Regions from separate parts of the Homo sapiens genome. Here all the other regions are linked to region 2. A link is a contact called in ENCODE Hi-C or POLR2A ChIA-PET data. All regions are on one chromosome and are shown on one strand. The core of a region is the stretch at or near the end of the contact, and the rest is flanking DNA. Distances in the headings are between cores, read along the strand shown.

What was found. A loop is a pair of places that touch in the nucleus more often than their neighbours do. ChIA-PET counts read pairs that join two places held with the same protein, here RNA polymerase II (POLR2A). Pooled maps may share reads with other maps.
Region 1: a pooled map shows a loop between it and region 2 (3-fold over the local background). The contact joins two enhancer-like sites. A Hi-C loop is called at or near these places in 1 of 50 pooled maps. POLR2A ChIA-PET finds 5 or more read pairs at or near these places in 3 of 52 experiments (HEK293, HepG2 and naive thymus-derived CD8-positive, alpha-beta T cell).
Region 3: POLR2A ChIA-PET joins it to region 2 with 12 read pairs in PC-9. The contact joins two enhancer-like sites. POLR2A ChIA-PET finds 5 or more read pairs at or near these places in 2 of 52 experiments (PC-9 and activated B cell).

What each region holds. Positions count from the first base shown.
Region 1 is chr17:1,257,978-1,261,079 of GRCh38, forward strand. No RefSeq gene overlaps it. Among named protein-coding and RNA genes, the nearest start is that of BHLHA9, 11 kb to the right of the region's middle. Within about 2 kb of position 1,339, at least 14 of the 41 ENCODE cell types and tissues checked have a DNase peak (open chromatin) inside an H3K27ac peak, as active enhancers do.
Region 2 is chr17:1,667,942-1,670,889 of GRCh38, forward strand. The region is part of intron 24 of PRPF8 (pre-mRNA processing factor 8); the gene reads right to left. Among named protein-coding and RNA genes, the nearest start is that of PRPF8, 15 kb to the right of the region's middle. Within about 2 kb of position 1,635, at least 15 of the 41 ENCODE cell types and tissues checked have a DNase peak (open chromatin) inside an H3K27ac peak, as active enhancers do.
Region 3 is chr17:1,346,324-1,349,232 of GRCh38, forward strand. All of the region lies in intron 5 of YWHAE (tyrosine 3-monooxygenase/tryptophan 5-monooxygenase activation protein epsilon), which reads right to left. Among named protein-coding and RNA genes, the nearest start is that of YWHAE, 52 kb to the right of the region's middle. RefSeq lists an enhancer at 1,392-1,686. Within about 2 kb of position 1,529, at least 23 of the 41 ENCODE cell types and tissues checked have a DNase peak (open chromatin) inside an H3K27ac peak, as active enhancers do.

The DNA.
Region 1 (3,102 bases), core at 89-2,588, 410 kb before region 2:
CTACTTTTTGTATTTTTAGTAAAGACGGGGTTTCACCATGTTCGCCAGGCTGGTTTCAAACTCCTGACCTCCAGTGATCCACCCACCTCAGGCTCCCAAAGTGCTGAGATTACAGGCAGGAGCCACTCGCTCGGCCTAGTTTTTCTGTACATCTAAAATCATTCTAAAAAATAACGTTCATTAAAGCACAAAAAATGGGTGGCCGGTCGCGGCGACTCACGTCTGTAATCCCAGCACTTTGGGAGGCGGAGGTGGGTGGATCACGAGGTCAGAAGTTCGAGACCAACTTGGCCAACATGGTGAAATCCCATCTCTACTGAAAATACAAAAAATTAGCCGGGCTTGGTGGCGCATGCCTGCAATCCCAGCTGCTCGGGAGGCTGAGGTGGAAGGATTGCTTGAGCCCAGGAGGTCGAGGCTGCAGTGAGCTGTGATTATGCTACTGCCTCCCAGCCTCAGTGACAGAATAAGACCCTGTCTCAAAAAGCAAAAACAAAAAACAAAAAAACACCCCCCAAAAACCCATGAAAGATCAAAAAGCAACTGGAGAGAGGGAATAATAGCTAGCGGCTCAAAGTGTACCTTCTGTGAGGGTGGGAGTGGAGATGCTTCCCCCACCGCCCCAGCAGCAGGGTTATCTTCAGACAGCAGGACGTGCAAATGGGTGCAGACAGATCTCTTTGTGGGCCCAGGCAGGAAGCTGAGGGTTCGCATCTGATGGTATCAATTTTTCCTCTGAGACAGGAGAGGTGGGCTACGTGCAATGAAACTGCGGGTTGTACATGATGAAGACCTGAAGGTCCTCCAAGAGAAGTGCAGGAAGAACCTGACCAGCGCAAAAGAGCAGCTTCCTCTCCCAGCACAGATGACAAGACATAAAACTTCAGCTTTTGCAGGGGCAGCCCCAGGTGGACAGCACCAAGCAGCAGGGCCTTAGCCCAACAAGAGGCCTGAACTGAGCGCTTCATGGGGTTCAACTTTTTTCTTTTTTTTTTGAGACGATGGAGTCTTGCTCTGTCGCCCAGGCTGGAGTGCAGTGACGTGATCTGGGCTCACTGCAACCTCCACCTCCCAGGTTCAAGCGATTCTCCTGGCTCAGCCTCCCAAGTGGCTGGGATTACAGGCGCCCGCCACCACGCCCGGCTAATTTTTGTATTTTGGTAGCGACGGGATTTCGCCATGTTGGCCAGGCTGGTCTCGAACTCCTGACCTCAAGAGATCCGCCCGCCCAGGCCTCCCAAAGTGCTGGGATTACAGGTGTGAGCCACCGCGCCCGGCCTGGAGTTCCACTTTCTGACCAGAAGAGGGCGCCGGGGTTCCACTTTTGTTCTTCACGCCCCACGTTTCTCTTTCCAAAGTTGCTAAGGTTTGGAGTCTAGGAATAAAAAGTTCCCTTCTGAGTCCGCCACAATGATGGCGGGAGGCGGTGGGAGGGTGGGCGATGGTTTTGTTCCTTTGCTCGTTCACCCCGGTGGGGAGCCGGGGAGCCAGGGAGCAGAGTGTGGGAACTGGGTGGAGATGTCTGCGGAACGGTCACCCGGACACGGGAACACGGCTCTGAACGTCGGGAGAGAAGCTGCAGCTGAAAGGAGACATTTGACCTTTAAGGGATTGTCGGAAGAAGAGGAGCCGATCAAAAGGGACAGAAAAGGAGTGAGTGGGGAGAGATGCCAAAGAGAGGAGCCCAGTTCCCGCCGGGCACGCGGTTCAGCCTGTAGTCCCGGCGCTTTGCCAAGCGAGGCGGGCGGAGTTCGAGACCTGCCTGGCCCACAAAATGAGACCCACCCCACCCCCATCTCTACAAAAATAAAATACAAAAATAAATTAGCCCGGCGTGGTGACGGGCGCCTGCAGTCCCAGCTGCTCGGGGGAGGCTGAGGCAGGAGAACGGCGTGAACCCGGGAGGCGGCGCTTGCAGTGAGCCGAGATCGCGCCGCTGCACTCCAGCCTGGAGACCGAGCGAGACTCCGCCTCAAAAAAAAAAAATTAAATAAATAAAGTAATTGAGAACGGAAGCTTTGCAGTCAGGGGAAACTTACTGAGACTCAGTTTTCTCATCTGAAAACGGGGCGACGGATAACAAGGACCGTGAAGAATCCCCCAACGCGGGCGCCCCAGCTCAGAGCCCGACCCTGGGAGGCTGGAGCCGAGGGAAGCGCCAGGAGCGGGGTCCGCAGCCTCGGCCCCTCCCGCGACCCCCACTTGCGGCGGGATTCAGGCGGCGGCGACCCCCGAGTCCCTCCCCTGGGGCGCCTCCCGACGCGTCCCGGCCCCGGTCTTAGCTCATAAATCTCCTTCACACAGAGGCCCATAAATCAGGGGCGGTGGAGGGACCCCCCAGCTCCCCGCCCCCGCCCCACTCCTGGAGAGGCGGGGGGGGGGCGCAGGAAGCCCCTGGGATGGGGACCGCGGCTTGTTAATTACAGGTCGCGGGGCCTGATTTATGGGGGGGGCGGGCCGCATGCTGCGCGGGGGCTGGGCATGTCTGGGGGAGCCCGGACGGGTTCCAGGAGGCCTGAGGGGCTCCCAAGTTCTCAGGGCCTTGTTGAAATGACAGTCTGGAGCGTGATCAACCGTAACATGTTCCTATGTAAATAAAATATAAACGTAATAATACGCATGGCTAAGGCAATGGAGAGACTGTGTGCCCAGCTGTGCTAAACGCTGTATCAACTCTCCAAATAGTTACTGAATGCCTATTGGGTGCCAGGAATCTTGTGTGTATATATATTCTCTCCCGAACCTCCCCAGGCAGCTCTGAAAGTTAGTCCTTACGGTTCCCATTTTGCAGATGGAGAAATGAAAAGAGAAGTGATCGACTTGCCCAAGTTCCCTTGATTAATAAGTAGTGGGTTCAGGAATCATACACCTCGTCTCTGTCCTCCAAGCTTAACCTGCTTGGACTAGGTTATCCTACCACCTGCTTCGCTGTCTTCCTGCTCCACCCATGAGCTGTGTGACGTTGAGCAAGCGTCTTAGCCTCTCTGAGCCTCAGTTCTCCTCACTGATAAAAGAGCATTCTGCCCTATCTACCTCACAAGGAGTTAGGAGGATCCAATTTAAAGGGAGTTTATGAAAGTGCTTTAAAAATTCTCTCTAAAG
Region 2 (2,948 bases), core at 385-2,884:
TGCTGGGATTGCAGGCATAAGCCACCATGCCCAGCTTTATCATGCAATTTACCAAGTAATATGGCTTACTAAATACCCCGTTTCATTTAATTCTCACAAAAGCCGTCTGACCTAGGTCCTATCAGTATCCCTATTTTACAGATGAGGGAATTGAGGCCCAGCATGGGCAATATTCCCAAGATCCCAACTAGTAATATGACAAAGATATGATGTGAACCCCATCTGACTCCAGAGCCTGTGCTTCTAACCACTAGAGTCAACTGCATCCTTACCCTCTCAGACACTCCTCCACTCCTCAGCCTCTAACTTCTGATATCCAGTTCCCTGATGCCTACAATTCTTTCCCAGGCCAATGGCCTCTTCTGCTCTCTCTCCTCTCCCCTCTTCCAGTATCTCAATGGGGTCTAGCATTCTTTTTTTTTTTTTTTTTTTTTTTTTGAGACAGAGTCTTGCTCTGTCACCCAGGCTGGAGTGCAGTGTCGCGATCTCGGTTCACTGCAAGCTCTGCCTCCCAGGTTCCTGCCATTCTCCTGCATCAGCCCCCCTGAGTAGCTGGGACCACAGGCGCCCGCCACGACATCCAGCTAATTTTTTGTATTTTTAGTAGAGACGGGGTTTCACCGCGTTAGCCAGGATGGTCTCAATCTCCTGAACTCGTGATCCACCCGCCTCGGCCTCCCAAAGTGCTGGGATTACAGGTATGAGCCACCGCGGCCGGCTGGGTCCCGCACTCTTGATTCCCTTGCATTCAATGCCTTACCACTCTACAACTGTCTTCTAACAGAGCTCTATTCCTTAATCACCAGTGTAATCTATCCACCTTCTGCATCCCTGTCACTGAGTAGCTGGGTGATTCTGGGAAAAACAAATGCTCAGAGTTGTCTTCCCAAAACCCAGCTGAGCTCCCAACACACCTTCCAATCCCTCTCAGTTTCTTCAGCAATCATCATACCCTAATACCATGAAATTCACTATGCACAACTCTTTCCCCTAACTGCAGCCCAAGAAAAGCTGAAAAACTCAAAATCCTGTTATAGCTTCCCACTAACCTCATCTATATCCACATCTTTCCAGACCTCTTTCCTGTCAGGTTCAGAGGATTTTTCCTCTGCTTGCTCTTTATTCTATCCCTAGGGAGACCCTCTGCACCTCTGCTCATCAATTACCTACTTTTCTTTTCTTCGAGACGGAGTCTTGCTCTGTCGCCGAGGCTGGGGTGCAGTGGCACGATCTTGGCTCACTGCAACCTCTACCTCCCGGGTTCAAGCAATTCTCCTGCCTCAGCCTCCCGAGTAGCTGAGATTACAGGCACCCGCCACCGCGCCTGGCTAATTTTTGTATTTTTAGTAGAGACGGGGTTTCACCATGTTGGCCAGGCTGGTCTCGAACTCCTGACTTGGTGATTCACCCACCTTGGCCTCCCAAAGTGCTGGGATTACGGGCGTGAGCCACTGTGTCCAGCCAATTCCACACTTTTCTCTTGTACACTCAACTGCTACTGGGCTCCTTAATTAAAACACGCTCAAGTCACTGTCATTCAAAAACACCTGCACTGACTTACAGCTCCCTCTAGGTGGCATCTGATGTCCTTCCTTCTCTTCAACTGACAAACAGATTGTCCTTGCTGTCTCCACTCACTCACTTCCCATGAAGCCTCACCCACTGCCATCTGGCTTCCATCCCTACTATTTCTGTAACAGCTCCTGCTAAGGTCACCAATGACGTCCTAACTGTCAAATCCAATGGATACTTTTCAGTCCTCATCTAACTGAAATGCTCTTAGGCAACTGACACTGCTCAGCATCACCCCAATTCTGGACACGTGTTCCTGAAGGCCTTGGTTCCAAGACCCGGCACCCTCCCACAGGTTCTGACCACACTTCATCTTAGTATTCCCCACATTTCCAAATTCCTCCCTCTCCTCTTCTCACTCCACATTGTCCCTGGGTGATGTCACTCATTCTTGAGCTTTTGACCTTTTGTGGATAGGCTCCGAAATCTACATCTTTAATCCAGACCTGTTCTCCATGTTTCTTCAGATTGCTTCTCACCTAGGAACCTCTAAGCTATCCCTGACTGCTCTTACCTTTCTAGTTTCATTTCTCTCCCTGGAATGTCTCACTCATACTTTTTAAATCAAATCTAACAGATCATCAATTAAAGAGGCACCACTAAGGGAGCAGAAGGAATCAGGAATCTACACATGTGTATATATGTACTTAAATATGTATCTTGGAACTGAAGAAATAAGGTATAAATAAATACCTGGGGAAATCTCCATCTGAATGTTCTCAGGAACTTCAAACTTTATATATCCTAAACTAGATTTCTTTATCTTCGATCCTAAACCTGTTCTTGTTCATGTGGTCTTCCAGTTGGTGGCACTAACACCCACCTAGTCACCCATGCCAAAATCTGCACATCATTTTTGACTTTTCTTTGAGCATCCCAGGACCACAAAGTTCTGCTGATTTTATCTGCTAACTTCTTATCAAATCTGTTCCCCTCTTCCTACCTCTACTTTCAGTGCTCTCATCATTTTTATTGATTTATGTATTTTTTTGGAGACAGAGTCTCACCCTGTTGCCAGGCTGGAGTGCACTGGTGGGATCTCGGCTCACTGCAACCTCCGCCTCCCGGGTTCCAGCGATTCTCCTGCCTCAGCCTCCTGTGTAGCTGGGATTACAGGTGTGCACCACCACGCCCGGCTAATTTTCATATTTTAAGTAGAGATGGGGTTTCCCCATGTTGGTCAGGCTGGTCTCAAACTCCTGACCTCAGGTGATCCACCTGCCTGGGCCTCCCAAAGTGCTGGGATTACAGGCGTGAGCCCCCGCGCCTGGCCTGCTCTCATCATTTTTATCTGGACTTCTTCAGTGGTCCCCAAACCTGGTCTCCCATCCTATCCTTTCAGGTCCATCTTTCTCACAGCTGCAAGAGTGAATCAT
Region 3 (2,909 bases), core at 279-2,778, 320 kb before region 2:
AGTTACATTCACTTGTACTTTTTTAAAAAAACCACTTACAATTACTACACAGTTAACTAGTTTGAAACAAAATAAATGAAAAATCAACCCAAGAATCATAAATGTTCAAATGACTATCCATTCATAATGCTTGTTAAATTATTTAATTAGGATGGACAAATAACACCAAACTAGCTGCCTACACACATGAAGCATTTACACTGAGTACAGCTTTGAAACAGCCTAAATGATCTCAAAATGACAAATGTCACAGCATCAAGGTTTCAGTAGTTTTCAAATCTCTTCTGCGGCGGAAACGCTTGACATTGCTGTGTGACTTCAAAACCCACTTACAGCCTCAGCAACACAGTGAAGCCCTGTCTCTACAAAAAATGAACATAACGCCGGGCACGGTGGCTCACGCCTGTAATCCCAGCACTTTGGGAAGCAAAGGCGGGCGGATCACGAGGTCAGAAGATCAAGACCATCCTGGCTAACACAGTAAATCCCCATCTCTACTGAAAAAATAATACAAAAAATTAGCCTGGCGTGGTGGCACATGCCTGTAATCCCAGCTACCTGGGAAGCTGAGGCATGAGAATTGCTTGAACCCAGGAGACGGAGGTTGCAGCGAGCCAAGAACATGCCACTACACTCCAGCCTGGGTAACAGAGTGAGACTCCGTCTCAAAAAAAAAAAAAAAAGAATAAATAAAACTAAAAGTAAAAAACTATGTATGCTGGAGCCAGGCATGGTGGCTCACGCCTGTAATACCAGCACTTTGGGAGGCCAAGAGAGGTGGATCATGAGGTCAGGAGATCGAGACCATCCTGGCTAACACAGTGAAACCCTGTCTCTACTAAAAATACAAAAAAAAAAAAAAAAAATTAGCCAGGCATGGTGGCAGGCGCCTGTAGTCCCAGCTACTCGGGAGGCAGGAGAATGGCGTGAACCCAGGAGGCGGAGCTTTCAGTGAGCCAAGATTCTGCCGCTGCACTCCAGCCTGGGCGACAATCGAGACTCCGTCTCAAAAAAAAAAAAAACTACATACGCTGGGCATGGGGCCACATGTCTATAGTCCCAGCTACTTGGGGGGCTGAGGTGGGGGAGTTCTATTTCTGCAGTGAGCTTTGAACGCCACTGCACTCCAGGCGGGGCAACAAGAGCAAAACTCCGTCTCAAAAAAATGTATAAAATTTTAAAACTACTTAAAATACATGAAGATCTTTAATTCATAAGACAGAAAAAAAATATGCAAAGGCAAAAAAAAATTGCTTAGGGATGAAAGAACTGATGGGCACCCAACTGTTCTCCAAAGGACAATAACGTATTCAAACGTAGGAAACATGATAGGAACATTCACTCTAACAGCAAATCACTGCCAAAGTATCATTAACACAAACACTAGAACACAACTCGCTTGTAAGCAACCATGAGATGTGCCAGAAGTTCCAAGTAACTTTGGCATAAAAATGTCACTGTCATATACATCACATCCAACCACAGTAGGCAGGAGGAGCAGGCCGGAAAAGGCTTAGGTCAGCGCCCTGGAAGGTGGAACAGGCAGAGTCTGTAAGCAACAGGACGATCATACGCAGGCATGATTAGTGAAGAACCAAAACTGAAAGCGGAATTCACTGTGCCATGAACGTGACTTACAAAGTAGAGTTTTTAGGAAAGGAAGAGTTGGGTTTTCCTTTAGGAATCTATATTGCAAGGAAAAAGGGAGGGAGAACAATCATATGAAAGCAACATTACAAGAAAAATAAACCAACAGAGCAGGACAAAGGAAAACAATGATACAGGAGCCGGACTTTGGTCTTACTTCGTGTAAACTTCACTCTAAGCAACAATCTGTCTACTCCTCCTCCCTTCTACTCTGAGAAGGAAGTAATATCCTCTTGAAAGACATACAGATATTAGGGGAAAAAGGATTCCTTGGCTATGTTTCTTTGCCCAGTGTATCTACATTTTGGAGAGAGGGGAACAGGCAGGGAGAACATGTATTTCCTACCTATGGATTCGTATATGAAACAATCCTCTTACCACAGGGTGAAGAGACTAAAATCACTTGAGAAAAAGCAATGATCCCTCCCTTTAAAGAAATTATGTTCCAACATGCTGGGACAGACATTAACATATTCTAAAATTAAAAGACATAAATACCGTCTCTTTAAAAAACAAAAAAATCTAAATAATCCTTAAACTAAATGCAAAGTCACATCCTAGTAAACTGCCACTTTCATGACGATTCTCCTATATTCACCACGGAACCCAAGTCACAAAAGTAGTATTTTATTTTGTGAGATGAAGTTTTATCTTGCCCAAGCTGGTGTCAAACTCCTGGGCTCAAGTGATCCTTCTGCCTCACCTTGCTGAACAGCCGAGATTACAGGCAGGCACCATTGCAGTTTCAAAACCAATTTATTAAAAAATGTAGGCCGGGAACAGTGGCTCACGCCTGTAATCCCAGCATTTTGGGAGGCCGAGGCAGGCGGATCACGAGGTTAGGAGATTGAGACCATCCGGGTTAACACGGGGAAACCCCGCCTCTACTAAAAATACAAAAAAAAATTAGCCGGGCATGGTGGCGGGCACCTGTAGTCCCAGCTACCAGGAAGGCTGAGACAGGAGAATGGCGTGAACCCGGGAGGCGGAGTTTGCAGTGAGCCAAGATAGCACCACTGCACTCCAGCCTGGGTGACAAAGCAAGACTCTGTCTCACGAAAAAAGGAAAAAAAAAAAAGATGTAATACTAGGCCAGGTGCGGTGACTCGGGCCTGTAATCCCAGCACTTTGGGAGGCTGAGGCAGGTGGATCACGAGGTTAGGAGATTGAGACCATCCGGGCTAACACGGGGAAACCCTGTCTCTACTGAAAATACGAATTATTGCCAGGCGTGGTGGTGGGCACCTGTAGTCCCAGCAACT